Regions from separate parts of the Homo sapiens genome. Here all the other regions are linked to region 4. Evidence: chromatin contacts called from ENCODE Hi-C or POLR2A ChIA-PET data. All regions are on one chromosome and are shown on one strand. Each heading gives the region's core, a stretch centred on a gene start or an enhancer-like site at or near the end of the contact. The rest is flanking DNA. Distances are from core to core; before and after follow the strand shown. Region 1 has its middle 20 kb from the start of MIR3678. Region 2 holds the start of TEN1 (TEN1 subunit of CST complex). Region 3 overlaps CDK3 (cyclin dependent kinase 3). Region 4 holds the start of ITGB4 (integrin subunit beta 4). Region 5 holds the start of TMEM94 (transmembrane protein 94).

Region 1 (2,700 bases), core at 166-2,665, 290 kb before region 4:
ACATTCTCCTCTCAATTTTCCCTTTCTTCGTCTTAACAATTCCACTTGGATCCACCGTTGTCATAGTTATTAAAAGCTTCTCAGACTGTATCTTTTAGCTGTTCTCTCCTGAGCATACCTGTATTGCCAGTCACCCAATGATCTCAAAACGCTTTGTAGATTACGACCATTATTTATTTTATTCTTCTTATTTTTTTTTTGAGACAGGGTCTCCCTCTGTCACCTGCCTTACCCTCCTTAGTAGCTGGGACTACAGGTGGGCACCACCACACCACACCCTGCTAATTTTTGTATTTTTAGTAGAGACTGGGTTTCTCCATGTTGCCCAGACTGGTCTTGAACTCCTGGGCTCAAGGGATCTGCCCACCTTGGCTTCCCAAAGTGTTGAGATTACAGGTGTGAGCCACTGTGCCCAGTGCCTTAAAGCTTTATAGAAAAAATAATGGCAGGCCGGGCACAGTGGCTCACACCTGTAATCCCAGCACTTTGGGAGGCCAAGGCAGGCAGGTCACCTGAGGTCAGGAGTTCGAGACCAGCCTCGCCAATGTGGAGAAACCCCGTCTCTACTAAAAATACAAAATTAGCCGGGTGTGGTGGCACATGCCTGTAATCCCAGCTACTCGGGAGGCTGAAGCAGGAGAATCACTTGAACCCGGGATGCGGAGGTTGCGGTAAGCCGAGATGGCGCCACTGCACTCCAGCCTGGGCAACAAGAATGAAACTCTGTCTCACAAAAAAAGAAAAGAAAAGAAAAGAAAAAATAATGGTCCGGAGCGGTGGCTCACACCTGTAATCCTAGCACTTTGGGAGGCCGAAGTGGGCAGATCACAAGATCAGGAGTTCGAGATCAGCCTGATCAACATGGTAAAACCCCGTCTCTACTAAAAATACAAAAATTAGCTGGATATGGTGGCAGGCCCCTGTAATCCCTGCTACTCGGGAGGCTGAGGCAGGAGAATCACTTGAACCTGGGAGGAGGAGCTGCAGTGAGCCGAGATCGCACCACTGCACTCCAGCCTGGGCAACGCAGTGAGACTCCGTCTTAAAAAAAAAGAAAGAAAGAAAGAAAAAAAATGTCTTAGGGCCCCTTTACAGAGAAAACATGCCACTCCAGCCTGTAGCTAAGCAGGTGTACCCCTGGTGGACAAGTGACTTACCCAGGACGATCACTGCCGAGGCCAGGATTTGGGAACATTCAAATGTAACTCGGTGGTTTCACATTTTACATGAAAGCATACTTCACGGTTTTAATTAGCAAGTGGAATAACTTCTACTTGCTCATGTTGTCAGCCCTACGTGTTGCCATCAACCACAGGGTAATTAGTGAGGGAAAGGATCAAGCGGCTTCTGTTGTGACAAAGAGTGCAGCATTTGTAGGTGATCCTTACCTAGGCTGGAAAATCGGGTACTTCCCTTGGTTGCCATTAGATGTCACTCGAGACAGGCAGGCATTTCCTCAGAGGTGGTTGTAGAACTAACTAACTGTAAAGGAATGCAGTCCTTTGGCTCCAAAAATGGATTCGACCTTGCTGCCCGGACTCGCCGCACTAGAAGTGCCAGGAAACGTTGTTTGATGGAGCGTGGAGGAAATATCCTGTTGCACCATATGTAATGGAAACCCTATTTCCCTGGAACCAAAACAGAATTCACGACCCAACAAGACTGCTCTCTCCCTCCCCCGCCAACCCCTAAATCTTTGTTAACCACAAGTTTCTTTTCTTTCTTTTTTTTTTGAGACCGAGTCTCGCTCTGTCACCCAGGCTGGAGTGCAGTGGCGCGATCTTGGCTCACCGTAAGCTCCGCCTCCTGGGTTCAAGCCATTCTCCTGCCTCAGCCTCCCGAGTAGCTGGGATTACAGGCGCCCACCACCACGCCCGGCTAATTTTTTTGTATTTTTAGTAGAGACGGGGTTTCACCGTTGTAGCCAGGATGGTCTTGATCTCCTGACCTCGTGATCCGCCGGCCTTGGCCTCCCAAAGTGCTGGGATTACATGCGTGAGCCACTGCGCCCGGCCAACCACAAGTTTCAATTCTTTGTGGTTACAAAAGAACAGAAATAATGTTTTCCCATTTACTTAATAAACTCAGAAGCTGCATTTTCTCTGCCTTCTATGAAACATATCTTCCCTTTCTACTAGACTCTTTTTTGGTTTTATGGCTCAAGGGCAGAAAGTTGTGGAATTTATTCTCTTTTCACTTCTAAAACATTTTCAGACTTAGATTGCTCAGTGGCAAAGTCTGATGTCTTCCTCTCTGGTTAGGATCCTGAATGTATGGACATTTTGTCTTAGGAGCAAAAATGAAATAATGCACACAGTGTGTTTAGCTCAGAGTCTAACCCTCAGCAAGCTCTTAAATGTAAGCTACAGCTGGGCACAGTGGCTCATGCCTGTAATCCCAGCACTTTGGGAGGAGGCCGAGGTGGGCGGATCACTTGAGGGCAGGAGTTCGAGACCAGCCTGGCCAACATGATGAAACCCTGTCTCTACTAAAAATACAAAAATTAGCCATGCGTGGTGGCAGGCACCTGTAATCCCAGCTACTTGGGAGGCTGAGGCAGGAGAATTGCTTGAACCCGGAAGGTGGAGATTGCAGTGAGCCGAGATTGCACCGTTGCACTACAGCCTGGGCAACAGAGCGAGACTCAGTCTCAAATGAAAAAAAAGTAAGCTACTACTACTACTGCTATTATTATTGTAT
Region 2 (2,872 bases), core at 227-2,726, 260 kb after region 4:
CTTCATCCAGGTCCACACTACCATATAATATAATCTGCTATTGCTCCAAAATATTTAAATGGTCGTGCAACTAAAAAAAAAAATGCTCCCAGATTCAGAATTTTAGCAGTCCTCCTTACAAAGAGCAAAATGATTCTGCATTTAAATCAGTCAAATTTGAGTTGCTTGGGCAGAACAATGCTTTTACAACATCCTTGAAACTGTACTCTTGAGAACAAAAACTCCTGCATTTCCATTTATTATCAGCATTCTACAAACACGTCATCCCACGAAAAGGCTTGGATACAAAAGTGATCACATTATTTTTCACACATATAACTTTATTTATTTATTTATTTATTTATTTTTTGAGATGGAGTCTCGCACTCTTGCCCAGGCTGGAGTGCAGTGGCGCGATCTCGGCTCACTGCAAGCTCCGCCTCCCTAGTTCACGCTATTCTCCTGCCTCAGCCTCCCGAGTAGCTGGAACTACAGGCGCCCGCCACCACGCCCGGCTAATTTTTGTATTTTCAGTAGAGATGGGGTTTCACCGTGTTAGCCAGAATGGTCTCGATCTCCTGACTTGGTGATCCGCCCGCCTCGGCCTCCCAAAGTGCTGGGATTACAGGCGTGAGCCACCGCGCCCGGCCACACATATAACTTTATAAAGTTGCATGAAAATATGCCAGTTTGCATCTTCAAACACCAAGCACGGTGATGAAAGGCCACCATAGACCGCAGCTGTAAAGTTTAGGCTTAACAACACTTGCTCTGTTCTAAGGCATACCTACTTTTTAAACCACATAATTTCATCAGGGTCAGCGATGCCAAACTCCCTCATCTTCTTCACCATGATGGCACTTTTCCTGACAGCCACCTCATAACGCTGGCTGCGAGTGAGGAAGTTCAAGTCCTCATGCTGGAAGTCTGGGTCGTTCAGGATCATGTTCTCTGAAAGGGGGTTAAAGGGCATTAAAAGGCAGACAGACACTCGGGCCTCCGTTCCACCCTCCCTGAATCACAATAGGCTTCAGAGTCGCGGACACACCTGGGGAATGGCGATATCCCCCCACCAGGGACACAGGCTGTTCCTCGAAGTGGGGGTCCCGGCTCCCCTAACGCTGGGCCAGAGGGCCTAGGCCCCACAGCGCCCCTGACTCCGCATCGAGGGAGTCTCCAGCTTTTCTCGGGAAAGGAGGGAGGTCTCGCCCGCCGCCCTCACCGATCTCTCGGCGGCGCCGGGTTTTCTCGGGGCTGCCGTCCAGGATGTGTGTAAGCAGCTCCGGGTTGAAGCTGGCGGAATCCCGCTCCCTGCGCAGGTCCGGGTTCATGGCGACGACCAGCTGGCAGCGAAGTAAGCACCGACCGAGGTGGCAGTGACAATCTAAATCCGCAGCTCCAGCGCCGGCCGGACCCTAGGAGGCAGCCTCAGGACGGCGCAAGTCCCCGCCTCCGCTCGCCCGGCCCGCCCCGGCCCGCCCCTTCTTTCTCCGTGGCCCTTTGGCGCGTGAGTGACAGCGGCCCAGACAGAGGGGGCGATGTCCGCGTCGTGGCTGGGGCCGGTCGCGGGGCAGACTAATCCCCTGCTCCTGGCCAGGGGAGGCTCCCGAGCGGATCCTCGGGAAAGGGGCTCCGAAGGTCAAGAAACTGCCCTGCTGGGCGTCCGGGGAGTGGGAAAATAAAGCACTTTTTGTATCCCGCCCCTCCCCCGTCACGTGACCACGCGAGGCGGAAAGAAGAAATCCGAGGACCGGCGACGCCTAGAACAGGTTGGCTGGGGCCTTGGGAAGGGGGCGGGACAACGAGGCTGAGGAGGGATTGCGCCTGCACTTGCCCCCCTCTTACCCCGCGGCCTCTGTCACGCTTCCGGGTCCGTGCCCCTAGGCCTCTCCGAAATGAGAGTGGTCGGGAGACTCTGGAGTCTGGGGCGGGAGATGGGGCTTTGCGGAATTGCTAGGGAGGGTCACTTGGGCTTTTGCCAAATCCACCCGGATTGGAGAAGAATGGGACGGGAACCAGTCTCTTTGGGGAGAGGCTCCAGTTACCTTTTGTTAAGATAATGGCGTCTTTACTGGCAGAGGCGTGGGTTCCGGGGCCCTGGGTGTGGGATTGTGAGCGCTGTTCAAGGGGTGGACGGGGACTTAGAATGAGACCAAGCGGGCGGTGCTGCTCTAAGCCTTCTGTCTGGGAAACCAGACATTTTCCCCCGCAACCTGGCAGTTACTAGAGGTCTTGGAATCCAGACTTCTTTGCTTTCGCCATCACCGTCATCAAAGTGGGAAATGCACACTTACTGTTAAAACCTAGTGTAGGGCCGGGCGCGGTGGCTCACGCCTGGAATCCCAGCACTTTGGGAGGACGAGGCGGGCGTATCACTTGAGCCCAGGAGTTCAAGACCAGCCTGGGCAACATGGCAAAACCCCATCCCTACAAAAAATACCAAAAAATTAGCTGGGTGTAGTGGCATGCGCCTGTAGTCCCAGCTACTCTGAAGGCTGAGATGGGATGGTGGCTTGAGCCCCGGAGGTGGAGGTTGCGGTGAGCCAAGATTGTGACATTGCACTCCATCCTGGGCAACATAGTGAGACCCTGTCTCTACAGAAAAAAAACAAAAAACAAAAACAGTTCTGCCCAGTGGGATTGTAGACAAGGGAGATTCAGGGATTTGTTGAATCATCTCTAGTCATTTTTTTTTTTTTTCTTGAGACGGAGTCTCGCTCTGTCGCCCAGGCTGCAGTGTGGTGGTATGATCTCAGCTCATTGCAACCTCCACCCCCTGGGTTCAAGCGATTCTCCTATCTCAGCCTCCCGAGTAGCTGGGATTATAGGGGCTCGCCACCACACCCAGCTAATTGTATTTTTAGTAGAGACAGGATTTTGCCATGTTGGCCAG
Region 3 (2,700 bases), core at 1-2,500, 280 kb after region 4:
CCACCATGCCCAGCTAATTTTATTTTTGTAGAAATGGGGTCTCACTATGTTGCTCAGACTGGTCTCGAACTCCTGGGCTCAAGCGATCCTCCTACCTTGGCCTCTCAAAGTGCTGGGGGGATCACAGGTGTGAGCCACTGCGCCCGTCCACTGTCCATTCTTGCCCACAAAGTCTTGGAGCCACATTTCTCTCCTTAATCTGGTGTTGAATGAGAGGAAGGTGGGTCAGTATTTTCATCTTCAGGCTGTGTGTCCAGCTCTCCAGAAGTCTCTGTGTGTTGTGTACCCGCCCAATGGCAGCAGGACGGCACAGACTCCAGCCAAGGCCCCGAGCCCTCCAGCTGGGCTACTCCACCACAGGGGGTCCTTCCACATCCTGTCTGGGTTTAGGGACTCTAGGGCAGAGGGCTGGACAGGTTTGGCCTCTTGGAGTGTCAGTCCCTGAGCCCCCACTCAGTGTTCCTCCCTGGACAGCTTCAGTCCCCTGCTTCCTGATACGTGGGGTTCTGTGCTCTTCCCAACTAGAAGCAGGCTGGGACCTGGGACCCTCCCCGAGAAGGGGGGTGACTCAGCTTCAGTGGCCTGAGGAGACCTGGGTGACTCGTTAGGACTGTCCAGATTCCAGGAGTGTCCGGAACTGGCTGGAGAGCTGGGAGGTCATGGCTTCATGCGGTTCTGGGTTTGAGGGCAGCCAATTTGGGGCCCAGGCCCTTGATCTGGGACCTGGGAGGGGAATTTCTCACCCCACCCTGGCTGCACCCAGACCACATCTTCTTCCTTCTTTCTTCCTAGCAACTCCTGCAGTATGACCCCAGCCAGCGGATCACAGCCAAGACTGCCCTGGCCCACCCGTACTTCTCATCCCCTGAGCCCTCCCCAGCTGCCCGCCAGTATGTGCTGCAGCGATTCCGCCATTGAGAATGTCAAGGCCACACTCAGATCCTTTCTCGAGCAGCTGCTGCCCCAGCTGCCTCCTACCCATTGCCAAGAGAGGATGCATCTGGGGAGAGCAAAGCACTAAGGAATTCAGCATCAGCCTGCAGAGGGCTGAGTCTGGGTTAGTCCTGCCCGCAGGTTAGCGAGATCCTGTGTTGTTTTTTGGGTTGGACGGTGCCGTTTCAAAATAGAGGCACAGATGCTCCATGCACGAGGGGTCCCCGGGCACTGGAACAAGTGCCAAGTTGAAGGCAGGGGGCCTGCCAGAGCTGGGTGTGGGTATTCAGGCCCTCACCTGCCCTGCCTGCAGGGCCAGACCCTGAGGAAAGGGCGCCCCCTGCTGGTCTTTTTGGATTTAAAATGTTTGGGGGAAGAGTTGAGTTCCAGTTCAGTCCCAAGTTAAACAGGAGGGAGTGAGGGAGAGGAGAGAGGGCGTTCCCCGGATCCCAGGAGAGCTGGGCTATGACTGCAATAAGGAGTTGTTCCTTCACCTGAGATGTGCTTCTTTTGGTTCATTTCTGGCTTGACAACAATAAATAAACGTGGTATGTTCCTGAGTTTTCTGATTGTTCTGCTCACAGGGGACACCTGGGCTTCCTGACAAGGGGAACATTGACACAGGGCTGGAGACAGCTCTGGCCCAAACTGAGACAGTGGGGAAATGGGCAAGGAGTAGGTGGGGAGACAGGGGCTAGTCCATGATTTTTTTTTTTTTTTTTTTTTTTTTTTGAGACAGAGTCTCACTCTGTCACCCAGGCTAGAGTGCAGTGACATAATCTCAGCTCACTGCAACCTCTGCCTCATGGGTTCAAGCAGTTCTCCTGCCTCAGTCTCCCGAGTAGCTGGGATTACAGGCATATGCCACCAAGCCCCCATTTTTTTTTTTTTTTTTGAGATGGAGTCTCGCTGTCTCAGGTCTACCCTGTTGCCCAGGGTAGAGTGCAGTGGCATGATCTCTGCTCACTGGAACGTCCGCCTCCCAGGTTCAAGTGATTCTCCTGCCTCAGCCTCCTGAGTAGCGGGAATTTTAGGTGTGCACCACCACACCCAGCTAATTTTTGTATTTTTAGTAGAGTCGGGGTTTCACCGTGTTCGTCAGGCTGGTCTCGAACTCCTGACCTCGGATCCACCCGCCTTGGCCCCCCTAAATGCTGGTATTACAGGTGTGAGCCACTGTGCCCGGCCTCCTTTAGTGATTTTAAACCATAATCTCTTTCCATGACCTGCCACTGCATCCCTGCCCCGCACTCAAGGAGGCACAGCCCTCCGAGGATGCCTGTTTCCCAGGCAGGCAAATTGAGCACGTCCGCCCAGGCAAGGACTTGAGCAACGCTGTCCTTGCACTCATCCCCCAGACACATGGGTCCTGCACTCTCAAATGTGAATGAATGGGACACCACATGGCACGGGGAGACAGAATTCGTTTATTGGGATCACTGGGTGGAGGTGGAGGAAGAACTGAGTGGCTGCTGTCCTGGTCTGGGGATGGATCAGGCACCAAGGTTAGGGGAGGGAGCCCATCACCATGTTAGTAAAATAATAAAACAGTGGTTGGACAGAGGGAAGACCCACTGCCTGGGATGAGGCTGCTCTGAGGCAAGAGGTGTACGTATCCTACCTGGCCCAACACACGCACTTCCCCACTGGCTCCTTGGCCCGTGTCAGCGAAGGGAGCGCGGGACGGTGGGGGAGGCGGAGCGGTAGCAGCGGTACCCCTCCAGTGCCGCTGGCAGGAGCAGCAGGCCGCTCAGGGGGTCTTTGCGG
Region 4 (2,789 bases), core at 109-2,608:
ACTTGGGGTGTGGAGAGGTCAAGGAAGGCTCTCTAGCACGTGGTTGGTGCAACGTCTTCAAGGACAAGAAGGATAAACTGGGCTCAATGTCATGGGAAGGGACCAGCCTGTTGAAAAAGCACGGTGGCTTGAAACCGCATGGTTTGGACAGTGCTGTGCCAGCAGTCTGGTGTTGTTTGGCATTGCTGGCCAGTAAGCCTAGAGAAAAATGGAGCCCTGGCTGGGCATGGTGGTTCACGCCTATAATCCCAGCACTTTGGAAGGCCAAGACGGGTGGATCACCTGAGGTCAGGAGTTCGAGACCAGCCTGGCCAACATGATGTACTAAAAATACAAAAATTAGCCGGGCGTGGTGGCGGGCACCTGTAATCCCAGCTACTCGGGAAACAGGCAGGAGAAGCGCTTGAACCCGGGAGGCAGAGGTTGCAGTGAGCCAAGATTGCACCACTGCACTCCAGCCTCGGCGACAGAGTGAGACTCCATCTAAAAAAAAAAAGAGAGAGAAAACAAAAAGAAAAAGAAAAATGAAGCCCTTCTCTGACCTGAACACCCGTGGTAAGCAGTGGCAATGGAGAGACTGCTCTCAGAGGACTGACGGGAGGGAGGGGCCAGCTCTGTAACCAGCTTGTTAAGAACAACTGTAACAAGGCATCGAGTGCCAATCCATGCCAGGTCGGCACTGACCTCTCCAGGGTATCACTGTTCACACTGTAAGGAGATTTAAGTAGCTTGTTGAAGGGTGCACCGAGGACCCGACCCTTCCTCGGCTCTCCCTCTGGATACAACGTGAGGTTAGGGGTTGGAGGCTGAGAGGACCCCGTGAACTGCAGAGCAGAGCTGGGACGGGGAGTCAGGCCTCCCGACCGGGCCGGGGGCACTCCCTGGGCCCATGCCTCGCGCTGGCACGGAGAGCGGGGAGGGGGGTACGCGGCTGACGACCGTCGGGGCAGCAGCAGCAGCACAGCCCGGCGTTGGCTAGCGGCCCAGAGTCGGGGCAGGGAGGGTTCCCGTGCGGACGGGGGCTAAGAGGCCGCCTCCAGCCCGGGGCAGTCCGCGCACCCGAGCCTGGAGCCCGGAGCCTGGAGGGGTGGGGAGGCCCCGCGCCCAGGGCCGGACCGGAGGGAGAGGGAGAGCGGTGGCTCCTCCCCCGGCCCCCGCCGCTAGCCGATCGGGGCGCTGGGCGGGCGCCGCGGGAGCCGCAGCCCTTTCCGGGGGGCGGACCCGGCTCCGGCGGCGGCACCCAGCTCCTGCCCCGACAGGTGCGCGCCGCGCGAAGGAATGCAGCCGGTCTGACTCACCAGCGCCTCCTTCCTACCTGCGCGCCCGCCCCATAAAGCGCTGCCCGCCTCGTCCCCACCCCCCCAACCCCCGCGCCCGCCCTCGGACAGTCCCTGCTCGCCCGCGCGCTGCAGCCCCATCTCCTAGCGGCAGCCCAGGCGCGGAGGGAGCGAGTCCGCCCCGAGGTAGGTCCAGGACGGGCGCACAGCAGCAGCCGAGGCTGGCCGGGAGAGGGTGAGTGCCCGCCCCAGCTGGGCAGCCGCGCAGGGGAGCTGGTCGGGCAGGGCCGGTGGCTTTTGTCTCCCCTTCCCCTCCCTGAAGGCTGACAGGCCCCGGTCCCTCTGTCCACGCTGCGCAGGACAGGTGCCCAGCCTCCCCGGGGTGCGCCGGGGGCAGCTGGCAGCCAAGGGGCAGGGCAGCTAGAGAAGGGTGGTGCCCATCAGACCTCCAGGCCAGAGGAGCGCCTTGGGTGCGCCTGCGGGAGAAGTGGGCAGAGGCCAGTGGCTGGTAGCCCTCTGGGGCTGGGCCCCTCCAGGGTTTGCAAAGAAGGTGGAGTAGACACCAGCCTGAGTGCTGGGCCCAGCCCATCATGGCGCATCTAATGATAAACCAACATTCCTGACTTTTATGTGAAATTTCGTTCTTTCTAACATTGGCTCCTACTTTTAAAAGCCACCCTGAGAGGCAGACGCCATCCCGGCTCCAGGCAGGGCTTGCTCTATGCGGTGCCACAGTCCATCTGGGGCTGGGGAGTCCCTGATTTTCCTTTTCTCTTGGCCAAGCACAGGCCTGCCTTCCTCCCAAAGTCAGCCCCAGGCGCCTTCCTTCAGGAAGCTCTACAGGCCTCACCCACCAGCCCCAGGGCTGTGCCCAACACTGCCACCTCCTGCAGCATCCGCCCTCTTTCCCATGGCTCAGCCTCTGGGGTGGCCCTCTGGCTGGGACTGGGGCTCTGGGGCTCCTGGTGACTCCCAGGAGCAGGGACAGGGCTTCTCCTCTGCCCCCATGGCCTTGCCACACCCTGAGGACAAGGACCAGGCACAGGTGGCATGGTTGTTGCTGTCCGAAACAGAGCTGGCAGTGAAGGCTTGGAGTCTCCATCCTGGGGGCTGAGGGAAGGACAGCAGGAGGGACAGGAGGGGAGGTATGTCTGTCTACTCGACCCTGATTTCTCAGGGAGACAGAACAGCCAAGGGCCTGGGGTCCCCAGACTTCTGGCCAGCTGCCTCTCTGGGGCGAGGAAGGGCCTGGGTCCCTGAGGGGAGGAGATGTGACAGCGGGAGAGGATAGTGGACAGGAGCAGGTGTGCCCAGAGGGGTCCCCAGGGGTTGGGATGGGGGCCAGGGGAGCTCTGAGCCTGTGGGTGGGTGGGCATGGCCTGTGTGTGTGTGTGTGTGTGTGTGTGTGTGTGTGTCCCTGTGGGGGGGAAACTGCCTGTGCTGCAGTGTGATGGCATTCAGGGTGGCAGTCACACACTCCAGGGACCTGCTGGTACATAAAGTCGGGGCAGC
Region 5 (2,700 bases), core at 111-2,610, 260 kb before region 4:
TGAGACCAGCCTGGCCAACATGTTCAAACCCTGTCTCTACTAAAAATACAAAAATTAGCTGGGTATGGTGGCAGGCACCTGTAATCCCAGCTACTCCGGAGGCCGTGGCAAGAGAATCACTTGAACCCGGGAGGTGAAGGTTGCAGTGAGCCGAGATCAAGCCATTGCCCTCCAGCCTAGGCGACAAGAGCGAAACTCCGTCTCAAAAAAAAAAAGAAAAAAAGAACCTTTAAAGCAAAGCGTAGGGAACCAACCATGTGACGAAGGAGCAGAGGTGGAAAGGTCTCTGTCACGTTTAAAGAATGGTGGTTAATCTATGTGGCTGCAGGAATAGTTTAGCCTGTGGGGACTTAGACCTGGAAACGTATGTCTGAGTCAATTTATGAAGGACTTTGAACATCAGGCAGAAAGATTTGGACCTATTTGCAAAGGTGAACTATCAGTTTTTGTGTGCAGGTTAGTGACATGATTCTTATGGCGTTTTAGGCAACAGCTAAACTGGGTCATACAAGATTAGGTACTAAAATGCCATCTTCTTGTCCAGCTGAGAAAGGGATTTTAATTACGTAATTAAACTCATGAATGTGGGAAGGGGCTCTTACTTCACAAGGCCAACCTCAGCTCTTTCCCAATTATATAAACAAGTTTTTGTTTGTTTTTTTGTTTTTGTTTTTTTTAAACAAGCCTTCCAGACTTAGATCTCTGGGAAAAGAGAAGTAAATACTGACACAGGCTTGCTTTGTTTTCCCAAGAGAGGTCTCCCAGGCGATTTATCTAATTACCTAGAAAAAAAATTTAACTTGTTTTTCCCTTTAGATTTCAGCCGAGCTGGAAGCGGGAGGGGGGAATTGCAGTATTGCCTTAGATTTTCTAGATTTGGTTTGGACGCAATATTCGTCCTGAGGGAGTCCCTCCAAGGCCTCTCGGAGCGGGCAGCCTCTAGGCATTTGTTCAAGGCAACAAGGAGGGAGCTTAGAAGAACTTAAGAGAGGCGGGGAGCTCTGCAAAGGGCTTATTTTAAAAAGAAAGGGAAAAAAGGTGGGGCGCGCCGTCTATCTTTTTAGAATAATTCTGTAGGAAAACGAATCGGAGGTAAAGCCATGCCCTCTGGTCAGGGTTTCTGGACTAGAAACTGCCTGAGCTTTACGCACAGGAAAGGACAGTGGCTCTTCACTCTCCCGGCCGCATCACTCGGCACCTAATTCCGCCAGGCTCCCAGAGGGGCGGTTGCAGCTACAGCCTAGCACGCCGCGTAGCCAATAAGAAGCCAGAATTCCCCCTATTCTCAAATCCTGACCAATCGGTGGCCTGAACTTTAGCTCTCTGGCCGGCGCCTCTGTTGCCCGGAAGGGAGGCAAGCCCCCTTAGAGTTGCCAGTAACGGACATGGCTGCGGCCCCCGGAGGAGGGGACGTGAAGTGAGGAGGGGGTTGGGAGGGGAGAGGACGCGGGCGAGGAAGACCAGCCCCGGGGCCCCGGTAAGTACGAGAAGGCCCGTGGCCCGAAAGTGGGGAGCAAGGGGGCGTGGGGCTCGGCCTTGCGCGTCCTTTGGATTCTTGGCCAAGGAAAGGGGAGTCTGGGGTCTGCACCCAGAGAACGGCTTAAGGGGATGCCTCCTGAGGGGGAGTCCAGGGACTGGCTCTAGTCTCCAGCTCTTGACCATTGCCTTCCCCCGAGTCTTCAGACTCTTGCTCTCAGCCCTGGATTGGTCCATTGTGGGGTCTCTCGCCAGAAATAAAGCCTCTCGCCAACAAAGAATCCCTGCCCCAGGTCTGTCGTGCCTAGGCCCTGGCCCAGAGGGCTCCCAACGCCGACGCCCTGAGTATTTATTTCGAGGCCCCTGGGAGTCCTCATCCCCGACCTAAATAAAGACCGTTGTCCCGCCTGCGCGCGCTCTCCGCAGCCGCCCGGGGTCCTCGCGCGGCCGTCCCCAGCTGGATGGAGCCGGCCGAGGGGCTCCTGGCAGCCATCCCTGATCTTGCAGTTTGGAGCGGGCTTTTTTTTCTTTCCGCCTTTCCAGAAGCGTTTTCAGGCTCCTCGGAAGCTCACCATCCATGCCATCGGATAAAGTGACTCCTGTGGAATGCCCTCGTTCCTGTACCGCACACCCCTGGAGCCCAGGTCTCCTGGTTCCTAGCATGCCACGATGCGGCCCCTGCCCGCTGCCCAGCGCCAGATGCAAGCAAAGCCCCGCTCTTTCATTGGTGTGTCACCGCGGGCTAAACTTTGGCGTTGCCTTGGTCACGTGCTGCTACATCCCACCCTCTCTCCTGAGTTTTTCGGTGGCTCTTGAGGGAAAAAAGGAGGGAGCTCGTTATGGAATCTGTTTTCCTTCTGCTATGTGGGTGTATGCATTGGAGAGAAGGATCTTTTTCTCATGATTTATCCAAGACGCTCAGCTTTAGTGACATAGTTGTTATTCCGCAGGTAATCTTGGAAGATGGAAGCAGGGAGGGGGCAGTTTTAACATTTTCATTTTGCAGATGTGGAGATTGTTCGGAGAGGCAAGGCCAGGGTCACCTAGAGCCAAACTAGAATCCGAAAGTCCAGGGGCTTGAGTTCTTTATCCGCTAGACCTAGTTGTTTCCTAGGTGTGACCTGAGGAGATCAAGTTCCCTGACTCCCCTGAGCTCTTGCAGGGTGGCTCTGGGCATTAAAAGCGATGGGCATTAAAAGTAGGATCCTCCTATGCTTCCTGGCA

The links. Hi-C counts contacts between places; a loop is a spot of excess contacts on that map. ChIA-PET counts read pairs that join two places held with the same protein, here RNA polymerase II (POLR2A). Pooled maps may share reads with other maps.
Region 1: a loop to region 4 is called in a pooled map, with 5 times the contacts of the local background. The contact joins the enhancer-like site here to the promoter of ITGB4 in region 4. A Hi-C loop is called at or near these places in 1 of 168 maps with a recorded cell type or tissue (ovary) and 3 of 50 pooled maps. POLR2A ChIA-PET finds 5 or more read pairs at or near these places in 2 of 52 experiments (HEK293 and activated CD4-positive, alpha-beta T cell).
Region 2: a loop to region 4 is called in a pooled map, with 3 times the contacts of the local background. The contact joins the promoter of TEN1 here to the promoter of ITGB4 in region 4. A Hi-C loop is called at or near these places in 1 of 50 pooled maps. POLR2A ChIA-PET finds 5 or more read pairs at or near these places in 2 of 52 experiments (H1 and SK-N-SH).
Region 3: POLR2A ChIA-PET joins it to region 4 with 18 read pairs in PC-9. The contact joins the enhancer-like site here to the promoter of ITGB4 in region 4. POLR2A ChIA-PET finds 5 or more read pairs at or near these places in 3 of 52 experiments (Caco-2, PC-9 and activated T-cell).
Region 5: a pooled map shows a loop between it and region 4 (2.1-fold over the local background). The contact joins the promoter of TMEM94 here to the promoter of ITGB4 in region 4. A Hi-C loop is called at or near these places in 1 of 50 pooled maps. POLR2A ChIA-PET finds 5 or more read pairs at or near these places in 5 of 52 experiments (MCF 10A, OCI-LY7, WTC11 and 2 more).

The regions. Positions count from the first base shown.
Region 1 is chr17:75,425,061-75,427,760 of GRCh38, forward strand. No RefSeq gene overlaps it. Among named protein-coding and RNA genes, the nearest start is that of MIR3678, 20 kb to the left of the region's middle. RefSeq lists an enhancer at 1,685-1,744. Within about 2 kb of position 1,416, at least 21 of the 41 ENCODE cell types and tissues checked have a DNase peak (open chromatin) inside an H3K27ac peak, as active enhancers do.
Region 2 is chr17:75,977,764-75,980,635 of GRCh38, forward strand. TEN1 (TEN1 subunit of CST complex) reads left to right here and starts at 1,477. Exons shown (of 4, transcript NM_001113324.3): 1 at 1,477-1,748. It overlaps ACOX1 (acyl-CoA oxidase 1), which reads right to left and starts at 1,403. Exons shown (of 14, transcript NM_004035.7): 1 at 1,202-1,403; 2 at 771-930. The coding sequence starts at 1,310. TEN1-CDK3 (TEN1-CDK3 readthrough (NMD candidate)) reads left to right here and starts at 1,454. Exons shown (of 10, transcript NR_037709.1): 1 at 1,454-1,748. RefSeq lists enhancers at 577-1,160, 1,066-1,295, 1,161-1,744, 1,866-1,965 and a silencer at 1,376-1,445.
Region 3 is chr17:76,004,506-76,007,205 of GRCh38, forward strand. It overlaps CDK3 (cyclin dependent kinase 3), which reads left to right. Exons shown (of 8, transcript NM_001258.4): 8 at 793-1,493. The coding sequence ends at 918. EVPL (envoplakin) reads right to left here. Exons shown (of 22, transcript NM_001988.4): 22 at 2,340-2,700. The coding sequence ends at 2,598. It overlaps TEN1-CDK3 (TEN1-CDK3 readthrough (NMD candidate)), which reads left to right. Exons shown (of 10, transcript NR_037709.1): 10 at 793-1,494. Among named protein-coding and RNA genes, the nearest start is that of CDK3, 5.0 kb to the left of the region's middle. RefSeq lists a silencer at 403-697. Within about 2 kb of position 1,251, at least 14 of the 41 ENCODE cell types and tissues checked have a DNase peak (open chromatin) inside an H3K27ac peak, as active enhancers do.
Region 4 is chr17:75,720,101-75,722,889 of GRCh38, forward strand. It overlaps ITGB4 (integrin subunit beta 4), which reads left to right and starts at 1,359. Exons shown (of 40, transcript NM_000213.5): 1 at 1,359-1,512. RefSeq lists silencers at 922-981, 992-1,381 and enhancers at 1,102-1,640, 1,641-2,179.
Region 5 is chr17:75,455,275-75,457,974 of GRCh38, forward strand. It overlaps TMEM94 (transmembrane protein 94), which reads left to right and starts at 1,361. Exons shown (of 32, transcript NM_014738.6): 1 at 1,361-1,477. RefSeq lists an enhancer at 1,058-1,107 and a silencer at 1,258-1,417.